Regions from separate parts of the Homo sapiens genome. Here region 1 is linked to region 2. The links are chromatin loops, found by intact Hi-C in ENCODE. Cell type or tissue: heart left ventricle. All regions are shown on one strand.

Region 1 (8,000 bases), 380 kb before region 2:
GCAAGACTCTGTCTCAAAAAAAGAAAAAAAAAAGAAAATCAATATAAATGGAATCATAATATTAACAATCTAAGAAAAACTACATTATAATATCAATTGATACAGAAAAAGGCATTTGACAAAATTTAACATTATTCATGGTAAAAACTCTCAGCAAACTAGGAGACTCCTCCACCTGATTAAGGGCATCTTCAAGAAACTGACATCATATGTAGTGATAGAAGACTGAATGCTTTACTTTCCGCCTAGGATCAGTAAAGTCAAGGATGTCCATGCTCACCCCTCATATTCATCCTAATACTAGCCAGTATTATAATGCAAGAAAAAAGAAGTCAAAGGCACTCAGATTGGGAAGAAAGAAACAGAGCTATCCCTATTTGCAAGCGACATGATGGCTGTGTAGAAAAATCCCAGGAAATCTACAAAAATATTTTTAGAGTGAGTTTAACAAGGTCACAGAATACAAGGTCAGTACATAAAGGCCAGTCATATTTCTGTGTATTAGCAATGAACAATTGGTAACAAAAAATTTTTAAAAATCACTTACAATGACCCCATGAAATACTTAGATATAATTATAACAAAACAAATATAGTATCTATATGTAAATAGTGTTAAATACTGATGAAATAGAAGACCAAAATAAATGGAGAGACATACAATGCTCATGGATCAGAAGATTCAAGAGAGTAAAGACGTCAGTTTTCCCTTGACTGATCAGTAGCTTGAATGCAATTCCAAAAAAAATCCCAGCAGGACATTTTCTCAGCATAGACAAACTTATTATACATTTATATGAAAAGATAAAGAAATTAGACTAGCTAAAGCAACTTTGAAAAAGAAGAATAAAGGTGGAGTAATTACTCAATTTTAAGACTTATCATAAAGAAACAAGACAGTGTGATGTTGGCAAACACTATATAGATTAATGAGATAGACATATACATTAATGGAACAGAATGGAGAGTCCAGAAATGGGCCCAGACAAATATGGTCAGATGGCTTTTGACAGAGGTGCAGAAACAATTTAATTGAGAAAGGTTAGTCTTTTCAACAAGTAGTGTTGGAACAATTGGACATCCATATGCAATAAAATGAATCTTGATTTATACTTCTTATTTATATAAAATTTAACTCAAAATGTAAACCATACAACTATAATACTCCCAGCAGTTTGGGAGGCCGAGGCGGGTGGATCACTTGAGCCCAGGAGTTCGAGACCAGCCTGGGCGATATGGCGAAACTCCATCTCTACCCAAAATAGAAATATTAGCCAGGCATAGTGGTGTGCAACTGTAGTCTCAGCTATTTGGAGGCTGAGTCAGGAGAGAATCATTTGAACCTGGGAAGCAGAGGTTTCAGTGAACCGAGATTACACTACTGCACTCCAGCCTGGGTGACAGAGTGAGACTCCATCTCAAAAAATAAAAAATAAAAAATAAAATAAAAATAAAATGCAATTTTGGGCCGGGCGCGGTGGCTCACGCCTGTAATCTCAGCACTTTGGGAGGCCAAGGCGGGTGGACCACGAGGTCAGGAGATCGAGACATCCTGGCTAACACGGTGTAACCCTGTCTCCACTGAAAATACAAAAAATTAGCCGGGCGTGGTGGCGGGCGCCTGTAGTCCCAGCTACTCGGGAGGCTGAGGCAGGGGGTGAACCCAGGAGGCAGAGCTTGCAGTGAGCTGAGATTGCACCACTGCACTCCAGCCTGGGCAACAGAGCAAGACTCCGTCTCCAAAAAAAAAAAATGCAATTTTGATTTATGTCTCTTCTCTGGCTCCTCTTGCGCTCTAGACCCATCCAGCTTCTGCTGTCTTCACTGGCACACCATCTTGCTGCCAGCCAGCGTGAATGCTGTACCTCTTGTTGGCAAGGTCTGTTCCCTAGTATCCAGCCCCTTCCCACACCCTATTTTCCTCAAGTCTGTTTACCCTCCAGGGAGAGGCCATTCAGGAAAGCCTTCTCTGAGCCAGCCTCCTGCCTGGGCCAGATGTTTGCTCCCAGGTGTTTGCTCCTTGGCTCAGCCCCTCGAGCATGGTAGCGTAGCAGTTAGTCTGAGCATGGGCTTCCTAGAGCCTCAGAGTCCCCGCTTGTCAGTCCCCTAGAAGCTTCAATTCTGTGCTTCCCAGGGTCCCTTCAATCAAAGATTTCTAAGTCAGTGGAAGCAGAGATGCTGGAGCCAGCCTGCCTGGGTTCAAATCGTGGCTCCCACACTTACCCACTGTGTGACCTTGGACAAGTTGCTTGCCGTCTTTTGCATCATTTCTCTCCTTTGTAAAATGGGTTTCATGATAGAACCAACTCTTAGAGGTGCTGTGAGGATTAGTTTAGATAATGTGTGAAGAGATCTTGGCACACGGCTTGGCAAACACTCGACTAAAGTAAGCTGCAGTTATTGATAGTCACTTTCGCAGCTTTAAAATAATACAGGTTCCCAAGAAGTCCCCTGCCCTGCTAAAACAGAATGAGAATGACTTTTGGGTGCAGAGGGTATTTGTATTTTTTTTCAAAAGCTCCTTGAGTGGGATTGGCAGATTCAAAATATACAAACACAGGTTGGCCGGGTGCAGTGGCTTACGCCTGTAATCCCAACACTTTGGGAGGCTGAAGTGGACAGATCACTTGAGGTCAGAAGTTCAAGACCAGCCTGGCCAACATGGTGAAACCTGTTTCTACTGAAAATACAAAAATTATCCAGGTGTGGTGGTGCATGCCTCTAATCCCAGCTACTTGGGAGGCTGAGGCAGGAGAATTGCTTGAACCCAGGAGGTGGAGGTTGCAGTGAGCCGAGATTGAGCCACTGCTCTCCAGCCTGGGCAACAGAGTGACAGAAAAAAAAAAAAAAACCCACAGGTCACCCAGTTTAATTTGAGCTTCAAATACAAAACGAATAATATTTTAGTATAAGGATGTCTCATGCAATATTTGGGCAGTCTATATACTAAAATTTATTTATTGTGTGTCTGAAATTCAAATGTAACTGGGCATCCTGCATTTTATCTACGAGCATTTAACCCTATCCTGGGGGACCTTGACCCCCAGCCCACTTGGGGTCTCTGCTCCCAACTCCCTGGTCCAAAGGCAAACCTCCAAGTCAGAAAAGAGATAGTATCCTTTTACTTGACACAGGGGGGCGCTAGAAGATGGCTTGTTCGCTTTCTTTTCTGTAACTCAGTGTCTAGGGAAGCACCAGCAGGTTGGCTGGCTTGCAACAAATCTCTCCGTACCTGTGAGTCATTTTCTGATGTTCAGGTTTGTAAGAAACCGATACAGAGCTGGCCACCTCCCTCTTGGGCCTTCACTTCTGGGGGGCTAGCCTAGCGCCTCAGGGGCTCCCCGGTTCTCGCCTCCCCTAGGCTCGCCTACCCTCCATTGATGTCATAACTCTATTCTGATATCACAGCCCAGCACTTGGAATTATCCCAGGCAGCCCAGGCTCTGCCCTTAGAGCAACTAGAGCAGGCAGTAGAGTGGGGTGGGCGGGGATGAGGAGGGGGTTGGGTGGCTGGTGGCCCTAGAGGCTGGCCCTAAAGAATACCTGGACAGCCTGCCACCCTATTGCTCCAAAATGAAAATCCTCTAACAGGTAGGACTTGGAAGAATTTCCTCCTGTTCCTGTTGGGTGTGATCCCACTGAGGTGGAAATAAATTCCCAGGGAGTGTGGCGTTGTTCTGGCTCTGTAAACAGCTCTCGGGAACCCTGCTGCCTGTGTGCCTGGGGATGCAAGTGGGCTTGGTCCACTTAACAGTCCTCTCTTCCCGTTTGAAGGAATGACTTCACAAAGCACAGTGTTTCTTACTTGTTGGGGGAGACATTCCTTAGGGCTTGGAGAATGCCTGCAGATACTGATCCAGGTTCTTCTGTGGCCACTGCCTCTGTCCTCACTCCCTAAGAAGATGGATGGGAACAGGGTTATGCTCTCCTTAGAACAAAGGGAAAATATAGGTGCATTCAAGCTATTGACCCTCAGACCCCTCAGTCCTGAGGAGGAGAGAAGCCCCATCCTCCCAGCTGGCCAGACAGTATAAAGAACTCTCTTATGAACTCACTTGAGTGAAAATTTGACTGGTATGGATTAAACAACACAAGAAAAGAAAACTGAATAACTTCTCTCTTACTTTGAGGGACATGAAGTCTTCCTGGGGGAGCATGTTAAAACTGCAGATTCCTAGGGCAGGACCACTGAGATTCAGATCCGATGGTCATATGGCACCTAGGGACCCCCATTTTAATTTTTATTTGTTTTAATTTAATTTAAATTTTTTTTATAGAGACAGGGCCTCACCGTGTTGCCCATGCTGGTCTCAAACTGCTGGGCTCAGGCAATTTTCCTGCCTCGGCCTCCCAAAGTGCTGGATTACAGGTGTGAGACACCCGGCCCTCCCCCATTTTTATTTTTTATTTTTATTTATTTATTTTTGAAATGGAGTCTTGCTCTGTTGCCCAGGCTGGAGTGCAGTGGTACGATCTCAGCTCACTGCAACCTCCACCTCCCGGGTTCAGACGATTCTCCTGCCTCAGCCTCCCCAGTAGCTGGGATTACAGGCTTGTGCCACCATGCCTGGCTAATTTTTGTGTTTTTAGTAGAGATGGGTTTCACCATGTTGTCCAGGCTGGTCTTGAACTCCTGACCTCAAGTGATCTGCCCACCTCCGCCTCCCAAACTGCTAGAATTACAGGCGTGAGCAACCACTCCCTACCTTCCCCCATTTTTATAATAAACATTCTACACAGGGCTCCTGCCAGCCCTCCAAGCTTCTCACTTTGAGAAGCACAGTCCGCTCTGTCAGACTCCCTGGATTGCTTATTGCTGCTATCTCTCTTCCCCCATCTCCAAATTCCATGTTTTTCTTGGAGGGAGGTTTAATTCAGCTTTACTCCACATATTTATTTAATGTGCTGGATCCAGGAAGACAAAAGTGATGGTGTAGGGCCTTATTGTTCATCAAGTGCATTGTATCTGAGTTTTTGGCCCCTGCCTTCTAGGCCTAGGTGCAGCCCCTCTCTCTACCTAAGAAAACCACTTCTGTCTATATCAGGAGTGCTATACCCTTTCTTCATCAGAGACTTTCTCTTCATGGTTCTCACCCCAACTGAGAAAATGGAATATAAGCGTGAATTATTGGTCATTAAAACTGATAGTGGAGCCAGGCATGGCAGTTCATGCCTGTAATCCCAGCATTTTGGGAGGCTGTAGTGGGAGGATCGCTTGAGGCCAGGAGTGGAGAGCAGCCTGGGCAACATATCAAGACCCCATCTTTCAAAAAAAGTAATAATAGTAACTGGGTGTGGTAGCACACACCTATAGTCCTACCTACTCAAGAGACTGAGGTGGGGCGATCACTTGAGCCCAGGAGGTCAAGGCTTCAGTGAACTATGATCATGCCTGGGTGACAGAGCAAGACCCTTTCTCTAAAAACAAAAACAAAAAACTGGTAGTAGTGAAGGGTATGGCTCATGGAAGGGACTAGTTTCTGTTTCTCTGGTGGCCTGGAATGAACATTGAATGGTACCTGGCGGGACAGCCATGCCTCCTTGATCTCTCAGCAGCTCAAGGTGCAAATTCCTTCCTCCCTGGCTATGACTTTAGGCTTTCCCAATAATACCACACAGCTTTTTGAACAAATAAACATATCTAGGCTAGTTCATAGGGTTTTTAGTTGTCGTCTTGCCTCTGTGCTCTTGAAGTTTTGAGCCCTTTGCATTTGGCAGTGTCCAGGCATTCAGGCCTGGAGCCCGTGTAGTGCCAGTGCCTCCCTCCACGCTCTTGGCCTGGTTGACCTCACCTAAACCCTCCAAAAAGCAGATGGTCAGACTCTCTTCCCTTCAAACTCTTCTCTGCCCTGACTCACACCTGGGCCATTTCATCCAGTGAGACTGAGGGAGGAGCGAGGGAGTCCATGTTTCCCCTCCATGACGCCGGGACAGGAAGCTAGACTCAGTCTCTTCCATATGGCCAGGAAGGGGAGTACCTGACTGCCCATCTTGGTTTTGGGAGAGAGAAAAACCAGTGCTCAGTCTGGGAAATGAGGTTTTGGGGGATTGTGATAAAATAGAGGACAGGACTCTGCAGGTCAAGGACAGAGGTGCATCCTGAGGGCGCACTGCAGTCAGGGCCAAGTGGCTCACTCTTTGCAGCTTTAGCAGCACCTTGGATATAGTTGCTGCTCCGTAAACGTGTTGATTGACAGAGGTGCAGGTAAAAACCTCAGAACAGTTGGGCTTAAGGATGCTACAAAAAAAGCTCTGGGATGGGATTTAATTTTTTTTTTTTTTAACTGTTGTTATCAGCCTGGCCAACACGGTGAAATCCCATCTCTACTAAAAATACAAAAAAAAAAAAAAAAAAAAAATTAGCCGGGCGTTGTGGCACGCACCTGAAATCCCAGGCACTCTGGAGGCTGAGCCAGGAGAATTGCTTGAGCCTGGGAGGCAAAGGTTTCAGTGAGCTAAGGTCACGCCACTGCACTCCAGCCTGGGCAACAGAGCAAGACTTTCTCTCTCTTAAAAAAAAAAAATGTTGTTATACAAAATAAACAGAAGTGAACAGAAGACTCTCAGGAATCGTCACATACCTGTCACCCAGATGCCACAGTTACCAGCTACCAGCTCATGGCCAGCCTTGTCTCTATGCCTCCATCCTCTTCCTCTGTCTCTATCATTTTGAAGCCCATTGCAGAGGTCATAGCATCCCATTTGTTAACATGTCTGGATGTATCTTTAAAAGATCAGAATTCCTTTTTTTTTTTTTTTAACATAACCAAAGTGCTATGATCATATCTAACAAATTAACAGTGGGTTGGAATGAAGTTTATTTAAAGGAGCCAGTCCTCTCCCTGTCTTAGAGAGTTTGCAGGAAGTAGAAAAGGGAATGCAGAGGGCTGAGAAAGGGGCCGCACATGTGCTTCCAGCAGCCAAGCTGGGCTCTGTTCAGTTCAGAGAAACCAAAGAGAGGTTAACAGCTCTCAGTTGGGAGAGGATCCGGGCCCTTCTCAAGGAAGGAGGGCTGGGCGTTGGCAAGATGTGTCTTCTGACCCTTGGCCTCATCACGGGCCCTGCAGGGTAAAGGGTGAGGGGCGTGGGTTGGGGAGTTGCTAGTGAGAGCACAGTCAGTTCCCAGGTATCCACATTAGGAGAAGAAGGAGCCACCAGAAAGTAGCATAGGAAAATGATGGTCTTATTCTTTAGGAGGTGTGAACAATTTGGATTTAGATGTGACCCTATGACCCATACAGATGGCTGCGGCTTACCCCTGAGAGACCTGTATAAATCAGTGCTAACTGAAAGAGGCCCAGGGTGAATGGGTCACTCGTGAGTTTGAATGCATGTGCAGAGCTCAAAGGAGATTGGTGTTCAGTTCTCAGAGAAACTGAGTTGGATTTTCACCCTGGGGGTGACAGCATTTGTTCTGAGCCCCTCCTCATGGGACTTTAGCCTGCCACCCAAGCCCAGGAGCCAGCCCAGAAGTGGCCACCTTATTTCAGTAGAGAAGTAGGCGTTATGTAATACGCCTCTGGGGGTGGGGGTTCTTCTTATGAAGAGGTCAGAGCATAACAAAAGTGGTTGTCTAGTTTAAAACATTCCTGTGGCCAGGCATGGTGGCTCATACCTATAATCCTAGCACTTTGGGAGGCCGAGGCGGGCAGATCACCTGAGGTCAGGAGTTTGAGACCAGCCTGATCAACATGGCGAAACCCCGTCTCTACTAAAACTATAAAAGTTATCTGGGCATGGTGGCATATGCCTGTAGTCCCACCTACTCGGGAGGCTGAGGCAGGAGAATCGCTTGAACCCGGGAGGCCCAGATTGCAGTGAGCCAAGATCACACCATTGCACTCCAGCCTGGGGGACAAGAGCGAGAAACTCCATCTCAAAAAAAAAAACAAAAACAAAAACCAAGAGCATTATTGCCATTAAGGTAGTTTAAGCATCATTTTCCTGCTAGGGCAATTACCTTGATTGCTAATTGTTTCCTTTGTAACTAGAGGGCATAAT
Region 2 (8,000 bases):
TGTATGGATATACCACATTTTGCTTTTCCATTCATCAGCTGGTGGACGTTTGGGTTGCTTCCATTTTTTGGCTATTATGAATAATGCTACTATGAACATTCATGTGCAAGTTTTTGGACATACTATTTTAATTTTTTTTTTTTTTTGAGATGCAGTCTTGCTCTGTCACCCAGGCTGGAGTGCAGTGGCATGATCTCGGCTCACCGCAACCTCCACCTCCCGAGTTCAAGCAATTCTCCTGCTTCATCCTCCCAAGTAGCTGGGATTACAGGCGTGCGCCACCACGCCTGACTAATTTTTGTATTTTTAGTAGAGATGGGGTTTCATCACATTGGCCAGGCTGGTCTTGAATTCCTGACCTCATGATTCACCTGCTTCAGCCTCCCAAAGTGCTGGGATTACAGGCATGAGCTGCCACGCCTGGCCATGGACGTATGATTTTATTTCTCTTGGGTATATACCTAGGAGTGAAATTGCTGGGTCATATGCTAACTCTATATTTAACATTTTGAGGAACTGCCAGGCTGATTTTCAAAGTGACTGCACTATTTTTTTTTAATTTATTATTATTATACTTTAAGTTTTAGGGTACATGTGCACAATGTACAGGTTAGTTACATATGTATACATGTGCCATGCTGGTGCGCTGCACCCACAGTGACTGCACTATTTTACATTCTTTTTTTTTTTTTTTTTTTTTTTTTTTTGAGACGGAGTCCCGCTGTTTAGCCCAGGCCGGATTGCAGTGGCGCAATCTCGGCTCACTGCAAGCTCCGCCTCCCAGGTTCACGCCATTCTCCTGCCTCAGCCTCCCGAGTAGCTGGGACTACAGGCACCCGCCACCGCGCCCGGCTAATTTTTTGTATTTTTAGTAGAGACGGGGTTTCACCGTGTTAGCCAAGATGGCCTCGATCTCCTGACCTTGTGATCCGCCCGCCTCGGCCTCCCAAAGTGCTGGGATTACAGGCGTGAGCCACCGCGCCCAGCCACTATTTTACATTCTTAACTGCAGTGTATGAAAGTTCTGATTTCACCACATCCTTGCCAACATTAGTTATTGTCTGTCTTTATAGCTGTCCTATTGTGAAGTGGTATCTCATTGTGATTTTGATTTGCATTTCCCTGATGACTAATGATATTGAGCATCTTTTCATGTGCTTATTGGCCATTTATATACATGTTGAGTATCCCTTATCTGAAATGTTTGGGACCAGAAGTGTTCAGATTTGGGTTTTTTTCAGATTTTGGAATATTTGCATTATACTTAACCAGCTGGGCATCTCTAATCAGAAAACCCAAAATCTTAAATGCTCCAACAAGCATTTCTTTTGAGCATCATGTTAGCACTCAAAAACTTTTGGATTTTGGAGCATTTTGGATTTTGTATTTTTGGATTAGGGATGCTCGACCTGTATTTTCTTTGGAGAAATGTGGCTGATGTCATCACTGTAACCTCATGCATTCTGAGCCAGAACTATTCAACTGAGCTACTCTTGAATTCCTAACCTTCAGAAACTGTGAGTTAATAAATGTTTGTTTGAGATGCTAATTTTTTTTAACACAGCAATAGGTAACTAACATAGAAACATTCTATTAAAATCAGGAACACATCATGGGTACCTACTATTAATGCTACTAAAAGTCCCAGCCAATGCAATAAGACAAGAAAAAAATACAAATTGTCAAGTTTGGAAAGGAAGAAACAAAACTGTTATTGTTTGCAGATTAGTCTTCCACCTAAAAACTCCAGGTGTATCTAACACCATTGGTGTAGGGAAGGCAGTATGGTAGGATGGAATAAGCCCAGATCAGACCCAAATTTGAGACCTAGACTTTTTCTCACTTTCTGTGTGATCTCAGCCAAGTCTTTTTGCCTCTTTGGGCCTCATTGGTAAAGCGGAGATAATAACATTTATGCCATGAGGATTAATGTGAGTGTAACTAAAGTGCCTCAGTGACTGACACACAGTAGCCTTTGACAAATGAGATCTTCATTTAAGGAGGGCACTTGAGGGCAGAAGCCAGGCAAGATGGTGGTGTGACTGACCTGATATTCAGTTCACCAGGCTGTAGAATGTGGGCTCCTTGTATGTCCCCAGATGACTCCAGCCTGCTAGTGGGGTTCTAAGAAGCCCAGGAGATCCTTCCCTATACCCTGGGTTCAACCCCTAGCTCCACTTCCCCTCCTGGGCAGCCTTGGGCAAGTCAGTTACTTTGGCTGAATCCCTGTTATACACTCTACTGATTGGGATGCTTATGCCTACTTTTCTTTCTTCCCTGGAGTGCAGTGAAGATCAGAGTTGGGGAAGGAGCTCACTGAGGGGAATGCCTCACAGTAAGCCAGAAACTATAGGGAAATCCAGTAGAAACAAGGGGCAGAATGGGCTGTGAGAGATCTACCTACCTGGACAATGAAGCCCCAAAGGACCTTGGGGTATGGGATAGAATGATGCTGAGTGCAAGATTCACTCCCCTCCTGTTCCAACACCACTTGACATCCTACCATGTCCCAGTACTAGAGTTGTCAGATAAAAAAAAAAAAGTCTAGTTACATTTGAATTTCAGAAAACGATAAATAATTTTTATGTAAGTATATGCCCAAACATTGCAATTATTATTATTTATTTTTATTTTTATTTTTTAGATGGAGTTTGCTCTGTTACCCAGGCTGGAGTGCAGTGGCACAATCTCGGCTCACTGCAATCTCCACCTCCTGGGTTTAAGCGATTGTCTTGCCTCAGCCTCCTGAGTAGCTTGGATTACAGGCTCCCGCCACCACACCCAGCTAATTTTTGTATTTTTCGTAGAGATAGGGTTTCACCATGTTGGCCAGGCTGGTCTTGAACTCCTGACCTCAAGTGATCTGCCTGCCTTGGCCTCCCAAAGTGCTGGGATTACAGGCATGAGCCACTGTGCCTGGCTGCAATTACTTTTTTAGTTATCTGAAATTCTAATTTAACTGCATATCCTGTGTTTTTGTTTACTATATCTGGTAACCCTGCCCAGCAGGAGTGAAGTGAAGACACCCAGGGACTCTTCACCTCATTTCACAATGGAGGCCCTAGGAGGAGATCAGATTTGCCCAAAGCTCTGCGACATATCCACTATTTTGTTCTACACAAGGCCCCTTGGCTGAGGTTTAAACCTGGGCTGTTTGTGTTGGCTCTAACTCAGAGAACTTAGCTCACATCCCTTCCTTCCCTCTTAGGGCTGGCCTGGGCCTTGGGGCCATTGACAGTCTCTGGGAGTCTAACTCACAAGATAGAATGAAGAGGGTGGGTGGACAGGGAGCATTAAAGGAGGATCAAGAGGCTCAGCAGGAGATCTAACTACAGAATGTGGCTCCTGGTAGACTAATAATGCCACTTCTATTTCTACAGCCAAAGACTCAAGTTCTCAAGCAGTTTTTAATCTTTGAATTTGCCCTATGTCAATGGCAGAGGGGAAATGGAGCTAGGGCTAGTCTCTGAGCCTCCTGACACCCAGGGCTCTCCTTGCTGCTCTGGGGTCTGGAGAAAAGGGTTAGGAAAGAGGCCCTCTGATGCCCAGACCAGGGAAATGGAAAGAGGAAGGCTTGTGGAAAAGCAGGGTGGGTCCTGCCCGAAGCCCCTGGAGTTTGGTCCAGCCTCTGCTGTCATCTAGTGGACACCCCATGCCAGTGCCTCCTTGAGACTCCTGAACAAGGCTGTCTGCTCCTTTCCTGGTCGGTTGTGCCTGCTAGCCTAGTCCTTCTTGGCTCTGATTCGCTATATGACCCTGAACAAGCCCTTTTCTTCTCTGGTTCTCAATTTTATCTCTTGGAACAGTGGTTCTCCAAACGGTAGCAGGCCCAATCTTTCTAAAACACAAACATAGCCAGTTCTCTCCACTGTCTACATCTGTCTTCTGACCAGAGAGGCTCATGCTGAAGCCTGGTGGGCACTGCAGGATCTGAGCCCAGCTGACCTCACCTACTCCCCACATCTCTGTTCTAACCACACGGAACTACATTCATATTCTCAATTAACACACTCTCTAAGAGCCTTTGCACATGCTGTTCCCTTTGCCTAAAACACTTTTCCCCCTTCTTTACCTGGCTTGTTCTTACTCATCCTTCAGATGTTGGCTTAGCCATCCTGAAACCACCTTTGCAAAAATTATAACTGAGGAAATCATGACACTGAAAGAAATCAGACCTCACCGACTCCATCTTGCTTCTAACCTTTAAGCTGACCTTGTTCATTCCTGGGCGTAGGCCAAACTAACTTTGGGAAGGAATTCAGTTAATCATTTGACTCTGAAACAAAATTGGTAATAGCCCTTTTCCAAAAAGACCCTTTTCTTGCCTGGTGGGGACCAGTCTGTTTTTGCAAGACTAACAGATTAGCTACAAGATTAGAAATTACAGTTTAGGGTCATGCAGCCTCCGGCTCCAAGAGTCTGAACCTCCCCAAATTGCTCCTGGGGATAACATCAGTATTGTAAAATCTAAGATCAGTGCTTGAGGTATTTTGCAGACCCTGCACTGGATGGATCAGCTGACACTACCCAGACAAGTAATGTGGCTCAACCAGCTCTGCCATCCCACCCAGGAACAGAAGACAGCAAGAAAAACTCCCTTCGACCCCCTATAATTCCATCTCCAACCTGACCAATCAGCACTCCCCACTTCCTAAGCCCCTACAAATTATCTTTAAAAACTCTGATCTCCAAATGCTCTGGAAGACTGATTTGAGTAACAATAAAACTCGGGTCTCCCCCACAGCCGGCTCTACATTAATTACTCTTTCCCCATTCCAATTCCCCTGTCTTGATAAATCGGCTCTGTCTAGGCAGCAGGCAAGGTGAATTTGGTGGGGGGTTACAATCCCATTCAGGAAGCCCCCGCCCCCACCCCCACCCCCAAGTCCCCACACTAGGATGGGCGAGCATACCTTAGGTCTCCACTGAGGACTGGTTGTGGTTTCAGGAGGGCATATGATTCTGGAAGAGGTCAAATGTCAGCCCAGGGGGCTGACGGGTAGCCATGGGCTCAGGGTTCAAAATAACCTGATTTCCCATCCCACTATGCCAAGGTTGGACGCTGCGTATGACTATGAGCCAATGACTCCACCTCTCCAAACCTATTTTACAGATGAACAAATCAGACCATGTCTGCACCCACACTGGTCAACAGAATTCCAATGCTAGCCACAAATGTAATCTGAAATTTTCTAGCCATCGAGAACATAAAAGAAAGAGGTGAAAGTAATTTTAATAAGACATTTTGTGAGCTGGACCTGGTGGTGCACCCCTGGTGGCTGAGGTGGGAGGATCACTTTGAGTCCAGGACTTCAGGCTGCAATGAACTTTGATCAATCCTGCCACTGCACTCCAGTCTGGATGAGAGAGTGAGACCCGGTCTCAAAAAAAAAGATTAATAATACACTTTATGTGATCCGATGTGTAAAATATTATTTCAATATGTAATCACTATTTTTAAATTATTAACAAGCCATTTTACACCCTTTTTTGGTACCAAGTTTTTGATATCCTGTGTGTATTTTATTTACACTTATTGTGCATTTCAATTTGGATTCCATCTCAAGCACTCAGCCACATGAGACCGAAGACCACTGTTTCGGATAGCACAGCTCTACATGTAGCATTGGGGAAACAAGAATGATTCCCAGGTTTTTGGTCTGAACATGGAGGACAAAGGATAGGGTAATTTCTTGGTATGGAGGAGGGTGAATAAATGTGGTACAGGGTTGGGGAGAGTCTGAGGGCCTTTGTCCCTTTAAGTGTTCATTGCCCTACATCCTGGGAAAGTTTCTAGACACCTGTCCGGGAGCTGTGTAGACCCTGGTTTGTGTAGACCCTGGTGGCTTGGTGCTAGTGCCTGGGCCTCCTCCTTGAGGCCTGAGAAGGGGTCGCGAAGTCACTCTCACTTCTCTCCCAGACCCCACAGTCCTAGGCTCTGCCCTTTTATGCCGTCAAGGTGTAGGCATTCCCTCTACCAAAGATTTAGCAAAAAAGAAAAGTCAAGTTAATTTTGAATTTCAGATAAAGAACATGTAATTTTTTTTTCTTTTGAGACAAGATCTTGCTTTGTTGCCCAGACTGGAGTGCAGTGGCACAATCATGGCTCACTGCAGCCTTGAATTCCTGGGCTCAAGTGATCCTCCCATTTCTGCCTCCTGAGTAACTGGGACTATAGGCGTGCACCACCACGCCTGGCTAATTTTTAAAACTTTTAGTAGAGATGGGGTCTATGTGGCCCAAGCTGGTCTCAAATTCCTGGCTTCAAGCGATCCTCCTGCCTTGGCTTCCCAAACTGTTGGGATTACAGGCATAAGCCACCGCACCCAGCATAATAATTTTTAAATGTAAGTATGTCCCAGGTGATATTTGGGACATATTTATATTTTTTAAAATTTGATGTTTATGTGAACTTCAAATTTAATTGGGCATATCCTGTATTTTATCTGGCAGCCCTACTTCTAGTTCACCCTTCTGGACTTGGAAGCACTGAATCTGGCTCTATTTCCTTGTTGTGTGACCTTGGTCACATTTCCTCACCTCTCTGAACTTCAGCTTCCTCCTCTGTAAAGTGGCCACAAATACTTCTTTCCTCAATGAACTGTTAAAAGGACTCACTGAGAAAAGTATGAGAAAATGACCTCCAGGAGTTTGAGACCAGCCTGACCAACATGGTGAAACCCCGTTTCCACTAAAAATACAAAATAATTAGCTGGGCGTGGTGGCGCGCACCTGTAATCCCAACTACTCAGGATGCTGAGACAGGAGAATTGCTTGAACTCGGGAGGCAGAGGTTGTAGTGAGCAGAGATTGCACCACTGCACTCCAGCCTGGGCGACAGAGTGAGATTCTGTCTCAAAAAAAAAAGAAAAAAAGAAAAGGACCTCCCGGCCAGGCACAGTGGCTCACATCTATGACCTCAGTAATCTGGGAGGCCAAGGCAGGCAGGTTGCTTGAGTCCAGAAGTTCCAGACCAGCCTGGACAACATGGCAAAACCCTGTCTTTACAAAAAATACAAAAATTAGCTGGGCATCGTGGCACATGCCTGCAGTTCCAGCTACTCAGGAGGCTGAGGTAGGAGGAGCACCTGAGCCTGAGGAGGTTGAGACTGCAGTGAGCCAAAATCGCACCACTGCCCTCCTCCAGCCTGGGTGACAGAGTAAGACCCCGTCTCAAAAAAAAAAAAGAAAAAAAGAAAAAAAGAAAAAAGGAAGGACCTCCCCATAATGCCTGGCACATAGTAGGCCCAGAGCAAACATCTGCCCTTCCTTCAGTCTCCCAGATGTGCAAGGCAGCTCCACTGTCCAATGAGTGCCCCACCTCCCTCCCTCTCCACACTACCCAGGATCCCATAATTCCATAATTTCTCAGTGCCTTTTTGTATTGTCCTTCTCTTCACTAGTATTTCTTTCCCTGGTTTCCAGACTTTTTTTTTTTTTTTTAGAGAAAAGGTCTCACTCTGTCACCCAGGCTGAAGTGCAGCGGCGTGATCATAGCTCACTGCATCCTGAAGCTCCTGGGCTCAAGCCATCTTCCCACCTCAGCCTTCTCAGTAGCTGGGACTACAGATGAATGCCACCATGCCCAGCTAAATTTTTTTTTGTAGAGACAGGGTCTTGCTATATTGCCCAGCCTGGTTTTGAACTCTTAGCCTTAAGTAATCCTCCCTTGTCGGCCTCCCAAAATGTTGATATTACAGATGTGAACCGCTGTGCCTGGCCAGCTTCCTGAACTTTTGGCCATGCTTCATCTTTGCTAGGAATATACTAGAATCCTCTGGAAAGGGCCTAATTCCCAAGAATAGAGTCCTGCTGACCTAGCTCTCAGAAGATTCCAGAATATGGCTCAGATACTACCTGGTGGCTATGTATCTAAACAAAAAATACTATCACTACCAGACGTGAATCTGAAAGGTCAGGCTGGTTCACTCTGCCCCTGACCAGCAGGGCCACCATAAGGGCAGAGCCCTGGGCCAGGCCCCAGTAGAAGACTGAATAGA

What was found. Peaks named below come from ENCODE experiments on the same cell type or tissue, not always from the same donor. Only the 100,000 strongest peaks of a DNase experiment are listed, where the experiment ranks them.
Region 1: it touches region 2 in a loop (5-fold over the local background); 39 of 110 quality-filtered maps call a loop at or near these places.

What each region holds. Positions count from the first base shown.
Region 1 is chr22:30,760,803-30,768,802 of GRCh38, forward strand. The region is part of intron 2 of OSBP2 (oxysterol binding protein 2); the gene reads left to right. Among named protein-coding and RNA genes, the nearest start is that of MIR3200, 33 kb to the left of the region's middle. RefSeq lists a silencer at 3,128-3,177. In heart left ventricle, a CTCF peak has its summit at 3,139 (motif pointing right); no DNase peak of the experiment used is centred here.
Region 2 is chr22:31,145,546-31,153,545 of GRCh38, forward strand. No RefSeq gene overlaps it. Among named protein-coding and RNA genes, the nearest start is that of PLA2G3, 9.0 kb to the left of the region's middle. RefSeq lists a silencer at 2,329-2,507. In heart left ventricle, a CTCF peak has its summit at 3,637 (motif pointing left); a DNase peak (open chromatin) is centred at 3,626; H3K27ac peaks cover 966 bases.